Linked DNA regions of Homo sapiens: region 2 is linked to region 1. The links are chromatin loops, found by intact Hi-C in ENCODE. Cell type or tissue: Panc1. All regions are shown on one strand. Each heading gives the region's core, and the rest is flanking DNA. Links, peaks and the distances in the headings are about the cores only.

What was found. A loop is a pair of places that touch in the nucleus more often than their neighbours do. Peaks named below come from ENCODE experiments on the same cell type or tissue, not always from the same donor. Only the 100,000 strongest peaks of a DNase experiment are listed, where the experiment ranks them.
Region 2: it touches region 1 in a loop (5-fold over the local background); 81 of 110 quality-filtered maps call a loop at or near these places.

What each region holds. Positions count from the first base shown.
Region 1 is chr2:177,270,438-177,278,782 of GRCh38, reverse strand. No RefSeq gene overlaps it. Among named protein-coding and RNA genes, the nearest start is that of NFE2L2, 9.9 kb to the right of the region's middle. In Panc1, for the core only: no CTCF peak of the experiment used is centred there; no DNase peak of the experiment used is centred there; H3K4me3 peaks cover 2,639 bases; H3K27ac peaks cover 6,661 bases.
Region 2 is chr2:177,321,819-177,330,163 of GRCh38, reverse strand. It overlaps LOC100130691 (Putative uncharacterized protein FLJ44553), which reads left to right. Exons shown (of 9, transcript NR_026966.1): 6 at 6,768-6,925. Among named protein-coding and RNA genes, the nearest start is that of MIR6512, 12 kb to the right of the region's middle. In Panc1, for the core only: a CTCF peak has its summit at 3,268 (motif pointing left); no DNase peak of the experiment used is centred there.

The DNA of each region.
Region 1 (8,345 bases), core at 76-8,075:
GACTCCGATTTTAAACCCAAGAGACTCAACTGAAAAATTATTATGAACAATAAGACAATTCAGTAAAGTATAAAGGTGGAAAATTAATATACAGAAACCAATCAATCTTATATGTGCAAATAATAACCTACTGGAGGATATAAGGATGAAGGACCTTATTTAAAGTAGCAATAGAAAAAATAAAATACTTGGGAACAAATTTAACAAGAAATGTGTATGCCCTATATGCAGAGAACTTTAAAATAAAACCAAGGAACCCAAACAAGCTTTGGATAAATAGAAAGAACATACCTGGGTAGGAAAAATAAAAATTGTTAAAATGTCATATCTCCCTAAGTTAATTTAACATTTTAACACAATTCCAGTAAAAAATACCATTTTTTTCCCTTTCAAATTTGGCAAGAGATTTCTCAAATGTATATGTGTGAGGGAGAATGTGGAATGGTTAGCCCTATCAAGTATTAAAACACATTATAAAGCCTCAGTAGTTAAAACAATGTGAGACTGATCCATAAATGGACATACAGATCAATAGAACAGATGAAAATGTTCTGATATAAACCCAGATACACGCAGGAATTTGTATACAATAAAGGTGACATTGCAAATCACTAGGGAAAAGAGAGACTGACTATTCAATATATTGTATTGAACTAGTTGTAACAAGTTAGCCTAGTTCTAGGCAGGCTGTAACTAGGCAGCCATCTGGAATAAAACTGGATCTATACACTATACACGAAATTACAAAGACATCATATATTTAAATGTGAAAAACCAAATTAAAATTACTAGAGGAAAACTATGAGAAAATGTCTTTATAACCTTGGAAGGTCCTTGTAAATGTGACTTAAAATATATAAGCCATTAAAAAAAATGATAAATTCAATTATGTTAAAATAAAAAATGTCTGTGTGGCAAAGAAACAAAATCACCATAATCAAAGTTAAAAGACAAATGACAAACTGGGAAAAGTATTTTCAACTCATGTCACAAAGTACTAATATCCCTTATATACAAAGCACCACTAGAAATAAATAAGATTTTAAAAATCAACAACCCAATAGAAACATGGGCAGTAATATGAATATGTTTGTCACATTTTCAAAAATCTAAAAGTTTTGACAATCTAACTTATGGTATTATACATTGGTAAGACTCTATGAAAGGTAATTTGGCAAGATCTGTCAGTCTTATAAGTGCTTATCCTTGACCCAAGAGGCACTTTTCAATGACTCTATCCTGTGAATATACTTAACACATAAAATGACCTATTATTAATAGTTAGATTTATTTAATCATCTCGTGTGTGCATGTATATATCTCATAACATCACATTGTACCCCATAAATATATACAATTATCATTTGTCAATTAAAATAAAAATTTAAAAATCATTTAAAAAATGGCCAGGCACGGTGTCTCACACCTGTAATCCCAGCATTTTGGGAGGCCGATGCGGGCGGATGACCTGAGATCAGGAGTTTGGGACCAGCCCGGCCAACATGGGAAAACCCCATTTCTACTAATAATACAAAAATTAGCCAGGTGTGGTGGCACATGCCTGTAGTCCCAGCTACTCAGACGGCTGAGGCACGAGAATCGCTTGACCTGGGAGGTGGAGGTTGTGGTGAGTCGAGATCGCACCACTGCACTCCAGCCTGGGTGACAGAGTGAAACTGTGTCTCCAAAAAAAAAAAAAAAAATTCATTAAAAAATGACCCAGGTCAAGGTCAAGGTAACTTATTGCAGCATGACTTGTAATAGCAAGATTAGAAACAATCCAGTATTCATCAATATGAAACTAGTTAAATAAATCATGATGCATCCATGTAATTGAATATTATGCAGCTTTAGAAAGAAACACATAGAGGGGGCCGGGCGAGGTGGCTCATACCTGTAATCCCAGCACTTTGGGAGGCCGAGGTGGGTGAATCACGAGGTCAGAAGATGGAGACCAGCCTGGCCAACATGATGAAATCCCGTCTCTACTAAAAGTACAAAAAATTAGCTGGGCGTGGTGGTGGTCACCGTAATCCCAGCTACTCAGGAGGCTGAGGCAGGAGAATCGCTTGAACCCAGGAGGCGGAGGTTGCAGTGAGCAGAGATCGCAGCACTGCACTCCAGCCGGGGCGACAGAGTGAGACTCTGTCTCAAAAAAAAAAAAAAAAAAAAAAAAGGAAGAAAGAAATACATAGAGAGTGAAGATGTACCACATAGTATATTGATAAACAGTACAAACCTCCAAGACATTTTTAATGAAAGACACAAGATGGAGAACCATATGCACTGTTTGCTACCTTTTGTGTGAAAAATGAGAAAAATAGAGTATATATTTGCTTATATATATATACACATATGAGTATATTTATACAGAATATATATTATAGTATATATAATATGATAGTATTTAGGATGTATATATTTGCTTATATATACAAATGAGTATATATAGATAGTATATATTATAGTATATGTAATACAATAGTATTTGTATATAGAGAGTATATATTTGCTTATACATATGTTTCTGGGGAAAAGTGAGGAGATTTAGTGAATGGAAGATAGAGTGGGGAGGTTAACTTTTTACTTTTTATATTTTTTAAATATTCAAATCATGAGGATTAAATATGAAATACATAAAAAGTGCTTATTAAAAAATCAAACAATACAGAAATATGTAAGGTAAGAAGTAATGTTCCTCTACCCTTAAAACTGCCACTCAGAGAAAACCAATATGAGTAGTCTGTTATATACCTTACAGGATTTAGTCATTGAGAAACAGATAGGAGACTTCAAAAAAATTACTTATTAGGCAAGGAAAGCATTAGTTTCTGGGTCCTGGCAGTCACATTGTTCTGGCACTACCAAATCCACTTAGACCACATATAAGCAGCTGAGATAAATGTTGATCTCTTGCCGCACGCCCACAGTGAGCTGCTCTCAAGAGACTTCACCCAATCCTACGGGAGTTCAGTTATATGTAAAATAAGAAGTTAGAAAATAATTCTGAATTAGGTGGCATTTTAAAAGTGAACGGTAGAGGCCATTAACGCCACTAAATTAAGTATGATGGTAGATTTTAAATTAAGACATTAACATTTCAGTAAATGAAAATGCTTGTGCAGTCTGCAAAATTCTTGGCAGTAGTACCACAGAATTCAGCCAGTAAGGGCTCCTAAGTTACAAACATAAAGAGTCCCAAAGAACACAAAGAATCATTCTTTATTTTCCACTGCTATTATTAAAAATTTTAAAAATATATTCTAGATGGAGCCTGCTAGTTCACTAGTGCAATAAAGCGAGCCTCACATTACTGAGACCTCCTCGCAATCCTGTTCCTTTGCCTCAGAAAATTCCTTGATGAGTAGAATATGAATGTTATAAATATTTATTAACAAAAATATATACAAAATGAAATATGCAGCCTTCCTATTTCAACATAAATACCAAGGTCTCTTGCTAAACCAGCAGTTGATATTTTAATACATGTGCCCTAACACAACAAAACAGTGTTTATGCAACACACTCTTTCCCGTCATCTTATAAAAGCAGTCTGTTGATGTTGGAACAAACCTTAGAAAGTTTAGTCATGCAATTGTTCATTCAATTAAGGAACATTTACCAAGTATCTCCACATAGCAGGTAAAGTAAAAAGTAACGGAGATAAGAAGATGAATAGCACCATCTCTGGCTCTTGAATTTAAGTCTAAGCCAATTCTTTTATTTTTATATCAAATAATCTCTAGGTTTCTCAAGTTCAGACCATAACTTTTTATTATGTCAAGTATCATGCATTTATAAAAAGAACTAAATATTTTATATTTGTGGGTTGGCAGTGGTCTATTCTTCCATCAATGTTGTTCACATAGTCATTTTTTGTTTTCAGATGATTATTTCAGAGGATCTGACTGCTCTTCATCTTCATGAATAACTTTAAATACATTAATCCAGTTAGCCTCACAACAACCCTCATTTTACAGACTAGGAAACTTTTGTCAGTCATGCTGAATTACTTTCTCAGGCTCTCACAGCTAGTATCTAAACTCAGGTGTGCCTGTCTCACACTTATATTCTCTACACAATAGTAAACAGCAGGATTTGTAGAAATGTAGGCTAGAGAAATTGTAATTTGTATTAATTACATGATTGTCATTTGTTAAAACCTCAGCTGCTTCACAGATGATTTCTTAGAGAAAAGTATACTATGACAGTAAACACAATGTGTTTCCGAGGTTCATAAGACTGTGAAATGATACCAGGTGACTGTTGGTTTCCGTCATTACAATATTGTACATTAAAATGAAAACATATAAGTGAAGTTACTGCTATTTCAATTGTATTTCTTTACATTTTATCATCAAACCTTCCTATAGCCTTATCTTTTGTTCATTTGAACTGCTTTGCTATACATCTTTTTACTATCCATATCATCTATTATATCTTTAAAGATACCATAATATTTTTATATTATATTATTATGTTTTTAAAAGATACTTAATCTTTCTTCTTTTAGCCACATTGGTGTGACTCTCCTCCTAACACACTCTTTCCACATAAGCCTTCTGAAAAACAAGACATTCACTCATAGTGAATGATCAATGCATAGCTTGCTCAGAGCAGGGTACACATTTTTGAAATTATGAAGGTGAGTTGTAGTAAAAGAGATAATTTAAGTTGAATATGATAATTTGATAGAATCTGGTACTGATTGTCAGCTTTGAAGACCTTGTACCACAGAATCAGACTGCAAAATCTTAGAGTGATATTCTTCCAATGAGCCACTAGCAATCAGAGAGAGGTTTCTGGGGGCCCTCGTACTTTCTGTTTTATGTATTTGCAGATTTGGATCAAGAGCAGAGGGTTAGTAAGCCTTAATCAAGAAAGAAAAAAAACAAATACATGGAAATCTTAAATTGAATTCCAACATGAAAATTATGGCACAGTTTATACAACTTTATGATATCTCAGTTGCATAAAATTATACTTCACCCTTCAAATAATGACATACAATTAAATGAGGTCTATGGCAAGTACTATCATATAGAACGTGATCCCTACAATGTTTAATCATTCACAAAGCATTGGGAGGTGTCTTGGGGCCTAGCCCAGTGAAAAGAGCAAAGGTTTTGAAACAGCCAAATCTAGAATTTCACATGAGCTCTTCCATGGAATCTTGGCCAAGTTACTGAATCAGATTGAACTCGGCTTTATCACCCGTAAAATGGCTATTGCTAGTATTAGTAATGACACATACAAAGTGTTTGGAAGGAGAGCTTTGTACATAATGCTCAATAAACTCAAGTTTTACCTGAGGCACTTCACACAGTACACAACAGTGTTCTTAAATTAAATTGAATTGATTATAAGGAGATCAAGTGTTCATATTATCTAATCTTCCAACCAGAGCGGACAATTGAAAAGATGTATTTCCTGCTAATACAGTACTTACTTTCCCAGGAGGCTAGACTGGGCAAACTTTAGCAAGAAATGTCTCCATATATAGTGTACAAAAAAATCTCCCTCTAGTTTATGAATCCGTGTTGTCACAAAACATTTATTTATTCAGTGTTTAGAGCTTTTTTAAAAATAAAAAATAAAAAAACTACAGTGACCTTATTAGGTTAGGTAATAGATATTTTAACCAATTTGATTTAAATTGTTAATGGTGTCGTCTAGGAATTTAGGGGAGAACAGTCAAGAAAAAGAAAGAAACAGGTAATAGTTGTTGCATCTCAATGCAGTTCAGAAAACATGAGTAGGTCCACCAGCGTGTGGTAGCAGAGGAAATTCTCAGGCACCAGTTGAAAGTAAAAGCTTGGTATTTTATAGTTTCCTTTTGTAAGAACTCAAGTTTTTGTTGAGTTGCATATTTTATATTTTCTGGAATTTTGGTGTCATTTTATCCATAGTTAATAATATTGTTTCACCATAACTCCTCTTTGATTATGTAACCAGCAAAGTTTCTAACAATAAAGCATATTTTAGGGGTACATACCTTCCTCTCAGTCAATGTATAGAAAGTATTACATTATGTATTAAAACCTCAGTGCCATGACAAGATAGTCAACATCTTTAGTCATCAGAAAAATACAAATCATAACTACAATTGTGTGTGTGTACTTATCAAATTGTGTACTTTATATATATGTAATTTATTTTATATCAATTAGACCTCATTAAAGCTATTTTTAAAATATTATGTGAATTTTGCAGAAAATGAAAAGAGAAACCCCTGACCTCAGCTATCAGGTTGGCTACATTAACTGCCTGCCTCTTTTGCATCATCAGCTACTTCCTGGCTATGGGCAAGTGTGATGTTTTTTTACTGGACTGTAAGGACCTTCAGAGTAGAATCCATGTTTAACTCAACTGAGTCTTCCTTCAAACTCTCTCACTAAGTATTCAACTGTTGTTTTTTAAATGAAACATAAATTGCTTGGATAGTTTTTGGTGAAACATTTCAGAAAACATTTCTACCTAAATTCCCTAATGAACCTTTACGATTTTTTGAACTATGCATGGGAGGCAGCATATCTTCATGCTTAAGAACTTTAAAGTCAGTGATTTGTTCAGCTACTTACTAACCACCTGACCATAGATAAAATTATCTCACCTCTCCAGGCCTCAGTTTGCTCATTTCTAAAATGGGACTGTAAAGGACCTGTCTTGGATTTTCTGAGAGGATTAAATGATATAACCCATATAAAGTACATGGGCCATATTTAGCACTCAATAAATACTTGTTGTTTTTGTTGTGTTGTTATTGCTTTCCATATCCCTAATATATTGTAGAGAAATAAAGAATCTAAAAATTCGGGTTATTATGCATAGTAAGCATACAAGAACTGTTAGCAGGGAAAAAGACAAGTGAATTAATACACTGACCGTTACAAATTTTTGAAAGTTTACGAACTCCAAAGACTGAAATATTCCATCTTTCATCAGGAGAAAGAAAACGTGATGAACAAGTTACCTGAATCTTACAGGAGGGATAGCTCTAAACTGACATTAAAGTTACCTGCATATTAGGCTTTTTAGAATCACACAATTAGAGAAATTTAATTTATTGGAAGAAGCAAAAGGGTTTTAACACCTTATAGTCTTCTCAGTACATTTTGATTCTTGCTCTTAGACCTTTTCATTAAATAAGAAAAATTAAAAACCTGCTGGTACGTAGAGAGGCTAAAGTTGCAAACAGCTCATTTACTTTCTCCCTACCCTTCACACTGAAGTTCTTAAATGCAGAAATCCTGTTCTCCTATTTGTTTGCAAGTTTTCTCTCTAGTGAAAAATACTTCATCATTTTGTCCTTGGGGAATTCATTAAACAGAATGTGGAAAAATGTAATCTTTAGGGAGTTTTGCTGTGAGTACTCTCAGTAAATACAGCACAAGCCAAGAGACTCTACAGAGACCTGACCTAGAGTAGACGAAGCCTGGGCCATTGTCAGATAATCATTTCCTTGAGCTTTGAGGCAGTCACTTAATTGTTTTGTCACCTCTGATTTTTGTAATATTGGGCCTAATTGCATCTCCCTGATTTGTGGGGAGTGTTTATAAAATATGTACAATAATTATTATCATTAATAAACTGGATTATTAATCCCCTCCAAAAATAATGTGCCAACATGTCAATAAAATTTACACCTTATCCTTTAAGTCTGGCCCAGTACTAGATTTGCCTTTAAAAGTCCAAGTCAGCCGGGCGCCATGGCTCACGACTGTAATCCCAACACTTTGGGAGGCTGAGGCAGGTGGATCACCTGAGGTCAGGAGTTCGAGACCAGCCTGGCCAACATGGTGAAACCCCGTCTCTACTAAAAAATACAAAAATTAACTGGCATGGTGGTTCATGCCTGTAATCCCAGCTACTGGGGGGCTGAGGCACGAGTGTCGCTTGAACCTGGGAGGTGGAGGTTGCAGTGAACCGAGATCATGCCACTGCACTCCAGCCTGGGCAACAGAGTGAGACTCTGTATCAAAAAAAAAAATTCCAAATCAATTTGTTGTATGCGAAGAACATAATACCATGAGTCAGGAAATGTTATTCTATTTCTGGTTCTGCCAGTAGTTACCTCTGTGGTCATTAGTAACCACTTCACTCTTCAGTTTCCTCAAATGTAAAAGTAGGAATTTGGACTATATCAAGGAAGAAACATACCTGATATGTGCCACCACTCATAATTCTGTGCCCATGGCAGACATTGTTAATCAATCATTGAACTTTTTCTACCAAATTGGGAAGCTGTTTTTGAATACTTTTCAGCAAAGCACTGTAGGCAGCCACTACCAATGTATCAGAATTGGCAATCAAAGTGAAATTTGCTTCCCATCTCCGGGCCAGAA
Region 2 (8,345 bases), core at 79-8,078, 51 kb before region 1:
TAAAAATACGAAAATTAGCTGGGCGTGGTGCCAGGAGCCTGTAATCCCAGCTACTCGGGAGGCTGAGGCAGGAGAATCACTTGAACCCAGGGGGCAGAGGTTGCAGTGAGCTCAGATTGCGTCACTGCACTACAGCCTGGGTAACAGGGTGACTCAAAAAAAAAAAAAGGAAAAGAAATATATATCTGGTCTCTTCCCCTGGTTCCTGGCACACAGCTCCTAAAACCCTTGGACTCTCCAGAGTGATAAGAGTGCCTTTGGTATGCTAATAAGACATTGGTGGCTGGGGAGCCCTAGATAGCTTCAAGAGGGGTGCTGATCACCGGAAAGACCAAGGCATGATTAGAGGGTTGGGACTTTCAGCCTTACCTTCCAACTTCTAGAGAGGGTAGAGGGGCTGAAAGATGAGTTGATTACCAATGGCCAATGATGTAATTAATCATGCCTACCTAATAAAGCCTCCATAAAAACCCAAAGGACAGAGTTCTGAGAGCTTCCAGGTTGCTGAACATGTAGAGGTCCCTGGAGGGTGGAATGTCTATAAAGGGCAGGGAAGTTTCATGCCTCTTCCCCCATCCCTCGCCCTGTGCATCTCTTCCATCTGGCTATTCATCTATATCCTTTGTAACATCCTGTATTAGTCCCTTCTCGCTGCTATAAATACCTAAGATTGGGTAATTTATAAAGAAAAGAGGTTTAATCGGCTCAGAGTTCAGCAGGCTGTTCAGAAAGCACAGCAGCTTCTGCTTCTGAAGAGGCCTCAGGAAACTTACAATTATGGTGGAAGGAGAAGAAGAAACACACACATCTTACATAGCCAGAGCAGAAGGAAGAGAGAGAGTGGGGAGATGCCACACACTTTTAAACAACCAGATCTTGAAAGCACTCACTCACTGTCACAAGAGCAGCACCAGGGAGGAAATCCGCCCCCATGATCCAATCACCTCCCACCAGGCCCCACCTCCAACACTGAGGATTACAATTCGATGAGAGATTTGGGTGGGGACACAGATCCAAACCACATCACATGCTTTGTGATGAATGGGTAATGTAAGCGGTGTTTCCCTGAGTTCTGTGAGCTGCTCTAACAAACTAATTGAACCCGAGGAGCAGAATCCTCATAGGAACCCCCAATTTATGACCAGTCGTCAGAAGTATAGGTAACAACCTACTACTTGGAATTGGCATCTGAAGTGGAAGCAATCTTGGGAGACTGAGCCTTCTGCCTGTGGGATCTAATGCTATCTCCACGTAGATAGTGATTATAGGAAAATTGTGTTAAATTATAGGATAATTATGTCCACTGAAGAATTGGTTGTAGGTAGAGGAAAACCTCCAGACATTTTGGTGACTGGAAGTGTTGTATTGGTTGAGTATGTGAGATTACGAAAAACTTTTTTTCTTATATCTCTTACATTCCCTTTCCTCTAAAACTTTTCCTCTATGACGTTGGGAATCTCATTCCATCGTCAGCAAACTCCCTGATACACCCAGCCTCTTCAATGACCATTGTTTATTATTATTATACTTTAAGTTCTAGGGTACATGTGCACAACGTGCAGGTTTGTTACATACGTATACATGTGCCATGTTGGTGTGCTGCACCCAATAATTCGTCATTTACATTAGGTATTTCTCCTAATGCTATCCCTCCCCCTCTTTAGCTATCTAGGTATTTCTGTGAAACATACCTGACTTCTCAGTTTCTTGATTCCATCTCCAATTACCTTCTCCATTGTGCTTCAATCACTCAATCCCATGGCCACCCCTAGGCCATGTCTTCAACAAACCACAGCACCTCTGAACCCTTGACTTTTAAGTCCTCCAATTCTTTTCATTTGGTTATTTTCACTACGTTTATCTTCCAAACTTATTAAGATCTGCAGTCTTTCTGCTTTCTCCTTTCTCTTTATCTATAATAAGCTTGCTGTCCCCTATTCCTTATCTACTGAGGAAGGACTCCATGACTCATAACATTGGCCTCTGACCGGTGTTCTCAACTCCATTACTTCATTATTCTTCTGGTTTATCTGCCTGACAAATTTTAGAGTGTATACCCTGAATCCAGCTGTCTGTCTTGGCCATTCCTTTACCTAGGCTGTTGGGCACTGTAGGAAAAAAATCACCCTGTCACACAGATTGGGGCTACCTTAAATTTATGCTCAGCAACCTCAAGTGGGACCTCACTGCTGCCTGCAGTCCTACTCTATTCCCCGGCCTGCTTGTTTTCTCAGCCTCCAGAGGGGCTATTTCAAGGATTTGCCTCTTCCTGCACCTCCCTATGTTGGCCTCTCTACCTTCTCATTCTCAATTGGTGATTTTTTTTCCCCCACATATCAGAGTTGGGTGGGTGTGGATGTTATGAGATGTGAGCAGTCTCAGTTTTCCATAACAACCTATACACTTTTTTTTTTTTTTTTTGAGACAGGGTCTCACTCTGTCGCCCAGGCTGGAGTGCAGTGGCATGATCATGGCTAACTGCAGCCTCAACCTCCTGGGTTCAGGTGATCCTCCCACCTCAGCCTCCTGAGTAGCTGGGACTACAGGCGCATGCCACCACACCTGGCTAATTTTTTGTAGAGATGGGATTTCCCATGTTGTCCAGGCTGGTCTCAAACTCCTGAGCTCAAGCAATCCACCTGCCTTGGCCTCCCAAAGTGCTGGCATTACAGGCATGAGCCACCACACCCACCCACAACCTATAAACTTACTTGCATCTTTATACATTTTTTTGACCTTGCCTCTTATTATAACAGAAAAACTCCCCCTACCTCCATCCAAGGCCAATCTCTTGGCCTGATGCTCTGGGTCCCATCTCTCTCTGACTTCCCATTGACCTCACTCTCTCAGTTATTCCTTCATACTCCTACCTTTATATTCAACCCCTTCCTCTCCACTGGCTCCTCCCTTCTCAGACTAAAAAAGCCACATCCTCTTCCATCTACCGTCCTCTCTTCTCTTGCCAGTTAAACTTTTTGGAAAAGTTGTCCACTCACTGTTTTAACTTCCTCACCTCCCACTCACTCTCCAAAATTCCTCTCTCCAAAATAACCCATGATCTCCATGTAGCTAAATTCAAGGGGCACTTTTCAGTTCTCTCCTTATTTGACCTGATGGCAGCATTTAACATATCCTCCTTTTTGATACTTTCTCTTTCCTGAGTATCTATGGCACTATCTACCTGCTCCCAGATAGCTCTCTCCATCTCCAACCCTTCTCTTGAGCTTCAGACCCTATAGGTTCCACAGGCATCTTAAACTCAAACTGAACTCATTTTCTCTTCAAATCTGTGTATCTCCTCCTGAGTTCCCCCTGGAGGTAGCAAGCACTGCCATGGACTCATTGCTGCAGCTAGTCACTTGTGTATCATTCCTCACTGTTCTCATCATCATACCTCATGTCCAATTGCATCACCAAGAACTCTTGATCCTGCCACCTGAATACCTCTCCTACCTTTTTTCTTGTCTTCTTTCCCCTCTACTCTCATCAGGTCTCACCTAAACCCCTGTTTCCAATCTTCATCTCAAACCATTCACCATGCAGTAGCCATGTGAGTGTAATGAGCAAGGAGTCTCACAGATGCAAGAGTCCACAAACCCTCAGGTGTGCAGTCATGGGATGTTTTTTCCTGGAGTAAATTTGATTTTGGAATCTGAACCTCCAGCCTTCCTCCTGGTGGACAACTTCATCTAGATTATCTTAAATGAATTCAGTGATTTGTCAACTGAGATTCCATAAATACTTCAGTTCAGAATTCAGTTTCAAACCTTCCTTCCCCTGTTCTTGCCTCTTACTCTTGGGCCTCTTGGGGCTGGCTACCCAAGGGAAGTGGGGAAGAAGATGGAGGTCCATGTGTGAGTAGCGGGTGGGGCTGGGGGAGCTGTCCATCTAGTCATTTCTGGGGTCACTCTAAAGCTAGCCTGAGCCGCTAATACCATTGTTGCCTATGCTCTCAGCACAGGCAGGCCCCAGTGTGCTGTCTAAAGTACCAGATCCTGCTAGCTTTGAAGGGTGGGGATGGGCTGTCTGGGTGCACATGCAGGTCCCATGTAGCTTCATCTCAGAAAGGGGCAGCCATGTCCCCCATAATGCCACGAAGTAATCCAGGAACATTCCTTCCTTTTGCCCTGCACATCTGCTTTCTGATCAGATCATTTCTTCTCCCCTCACAGCATAGAGGTGAAAAACCAATTCACATTTACACATTTGTATGAGTTGGTTTCATTTTAATTGTTTCATTTCTGAGTTAAAGTGCAGAGCCCTTTGTATTTAAATTGTGCAATGTAGAGTCTAGATTTCTCTCAGCAGCAGACAATCTCTACAATCATTAATTTGCTTTCCACTCTCCTGGCGAAAGAGTGAGGTGGGGTGTGTGCATGTTTGTCTATGTATGTGTATGTTGGTGGCAGGCAAGGAGCAGATGGGCAGCCCAGAGCCCAAGTAGAGAAATGAGTGGAGAGAATACATTCCATTAATACTTCACATATTATCCTGTCATGTGTTCTTTCTAAATCACAAATCTGAACAGGTCTTTCACTGTGTAAGCATCACTTACAGATGCTTAAAGCCATCTGTAGCTTCCCCATTGCCTTTAGGATAAAGTCTAAACATGTAAACTTGATTTACAAGTTAAGATCTGTTTACAGATGACCTTTCCCACCTCATTTGCCACAGTTTCCTCTCTTCTGTCCGTTCCATGGGTTCACTGTACTCTGTTGCCTCTGGACTGTCTCACATTCCTAGAAAATTCTCTTCAACTTTTCCCTACACCTCACTAATTCCTGCACATTCCTCTGATCTCCAGTTAAACACCACCTCTTCCCTAAGTCCTCCTTGACCTCCCTCCTACCTCTGACTTTGATTTGTCCCTGCTATGCACACCCATAACCTTCTCATATCATAGCACTTATCATATTCTAACTATTTTGTTTGTTTTCCCACTTGACTATTAATGCTTTTAAGACAAGAATATCTGTCTCGATCAGTGTTCACTCTCCAGCACTAGCACGTATCTGACACCTGATAGGTACTCAATAAATATCGTTAAATAATAAATGAATGAATGACTGAAGAATAAATTGAATGTGCAAGCCAGGTGCTGGCTTCATGTGCCCTGTCTTATAGCAGGACTTAGTACTTTATTGTGTTTCCCCAAAAGCAAATAAACTCCACAGAGTAGAGGTGAGTAATGTGGATTTGACCAACAATTTTATGAGGAGACATAAAAGGAGGTTTAAATGGAGACATTTCTATTCTCCCCTCAGTGTTCCTCTTTGGTTTCCAGATATTGGGTCTTCCTCTCTTTTGACCCTCCCTTCCTCCCATTCTCTCACCCCCAACTCAGCCTCTACTTCCCTTTTCTAGGCAGTATCACTCTGAGAGGACTATGGAGGATGAATCGGAGAGAAGTGAGGCTAGTATCAGGGAGTTCCATTTAATAGACAATTTAATGAGGCCAGGCAGAGATGATGAAGGCCTGAGTTAAGAAAATGACAAAATGGCCTGAATCCCAGGACTTTGGAGCCCCAGGTGGGAGGATTGCTTGAAACCAGGAGTTCAAGACCAGCTTGGGCAACATAGTGAGACCCTGTCTCTACAAAATAGAAATTTTTAAAAAGGGAAAAGAAAATGACAAAATGAAGAGGAGGGGGTGGGTTTAGGAGATGTTTGGGAGGGAAGATCAATAGGATGTGAGAACTGATTGGATTGGAGTAGAAGAGAAAGAGGAATATAGGGCATGTGTCAAGGTTTGGTGAATGCAAAAGGAGAAATAAAGAAAAGAAGAGAAGAGTAAAAAGGGTAGGGGTTGAGAGTTCCATAGGATTAGAGTTATTACCAAGGGACGTATAAAAGAGAATTAAGTGGAGAAGGACCAGTATAAGGATTATAATCACCTGAGAATCTAACAGGTTAGAGACCAAAACTGGTATGGGCACTAGTATTTAAATTGTGTAATGTAGAGCCTGGGTCCCTCTCAGTGTCAGACGATCTCCACAATTGTTAATTTGCTTTCCACTCTACTGACAAAAGAGTCAGGTGGGGTGTGCGTGTGTTTGTCTGGGTATGTGTGTGTTGATGGGGGTAAAGGGGCAGGTTGGCAACCCAGGTAGAAGGGAAATAATTGTGTGATTTTCTTTAATAACTTGGGCTGCCAATGGTAAGAGCTGAGAAAATGGGTGGTAGGTTGATCCAAGACTTGGGATTTCTGAGACGATGGGGCAGAAGGATCAAGGGGCGAAATGATGGATGATTTTATGAAAACAATGTTCAAAGTGATGGACAATGGCATCTAGGCTCAACAGGGATAGAAATGAGCCAGGATGGGGCTGACAGATTGAGGGGGGAGGGTGGGGATAAAAGAGCAGGGGCCATGCCTGGTGCAATGTTTACAGGAAATAGGAGTCCATAGGATGCAGGACCCAAAAGGAAAACAAATTGTGGAAAGGAGAAGTTACTCTTCCTTCTCTGAAATGAAACAGAAAAAGAGATATCATCTTTAAGTATTTCTCAGTAGAGAAAAAGCAATGAGAGGATACCCACATTGGAGAATCTTGATTTCTTCTATTAAGCAAAAGGAGAAAGTTGCATACAGTGGGACTGGGGCTTGAAGGAAACAGGAAGGATTTAGAAAAGGAAAAGTGAGGACTGTGGAAGGAAGGAAATTTTGAAAAATCAGAGAATTACCTGGGAGTAGTAAAGGCTCAGCTGGGACCAGTCAGCTGATATTGGCTTGGGTCAGATTTTTACATTTTTAATTTAATTTTCAGCAATATCTTTTGCTTGGGAGCAGAAACAGAAAGTACATGATGGACTTCATTGAAGGATGGAGATTTGGAAGACATGAATGGATGAAGAACCAAGTGCGTGAGGGCACCTATCAGGATTATTGCTGAAATCCTTATGGAGTTAACTGGCTGAGAGGAAGGCAAGCAAGCGAGGACTGATGGGCCCTTGGCACTGTGAGAACAGTGGAGGAGGAGGGAGCAGGGTTCATAAGGAGGAGCACAAACAGAAAGTTCAGTGGCCCCAATAAAAATAACACCAGAATCTTCCAGATACTTTCTCCATAAGGCGAAAAGGTAAATGCCCCTTTAAATCATTAACTAAACTGGCACTTAGATCTGGGCAGGCTCTCCCAGATTGGGCTGTTCCGTTTTGCCAGGAATTGATAAACTTCTGTGACCCCTCCAGGGTGAGTGAGCATGATCCATCTTCCCTGTCTGGACAAGTTTGATCCAGCCTCCTTCCTCCTGCTGAAGCAGGCCTGAGGTGTGTGCCAGGATTCCATGTCTTATGCTAATACTCACATTCCACATACCGGCTCTTGCTGGTACTGCCTTTAGGCTTTTAGAAGGCCGTGCTTTTACCCTCCCTGGCTGCACCCCTTACTACAGGGTGAGGAGACTGTGGCACCTAGGGGATGTGTCCACTCAGAACCACATTACCACATTGCTCCCTTCTAGACCACACTCTGGATAACTTGGACCACCTCAGGATTCCTTGCTCAAATGCCCCAAGCCCACTTCCAGGGCCTGCCTAGACTTCTTTTCCAGACCCATCCTCCCAAGGGCAAACCATGCCACTAGTGTGTGTGGTCAGCCTGAGAGGTAGCCAAGGATAGCCTATTTGCAGAGGCATGCACAGGGTATGGATGCGTGAACTGGGGCATCTACATGCATGCATGAGAGGGCCTTCTCATTCAGAGTCAAGGATGGGAGGAGAGGGGAACGTTTCAGGTTGGGGTCCAGCTCTCTCCATGCCTCTTTGTCCTGGTGCAGAACTCTAAGGATTCCAAGCATTGCACATTCAAACCTGACCTTCAGGTCTTTTGGAAGTTAGAGTTATCAAGGTAGGAAAATGGAACATATTTTATTTAACAGTTTGACTTGACTTATAACTTTCTTTTTTTTTTTTTTTTTTTTTTAGACGGAGTCTCGCTCTGTTGCCCAGGCTGTAGTTCAGTGGTGCAATCTCAGCTCACTGCAAGCTCTGCCTCCCGGGTTCATGCCATTCTTCTGCCTCAGCCTCCCGAGTAGCTGGGACTACAAGCGCCTGCTACCACGCCTGGCTAATTTTTTGTATTTTTTAGTAGAGACGGAGTTTCACCATGTTAGCCAGGATGGTCTCGATCTCCTGACCTTGTGATCCACCCATCTCGGCCTCCCAAAGTGCTAGGATTACAGGCATGAGCCACCACGCCCAGCCAACTTATAACTTTTATATCATTAGACACATGGAATATGGGCCTCCGTTTGTACTCTTGCCCTTGGCCCCACAAACGTTAGGGAGAGGCCTGGCTCCTGCAATGTACTATTTACCTGTTGTAAAGAATAGCCCTTCAAAAG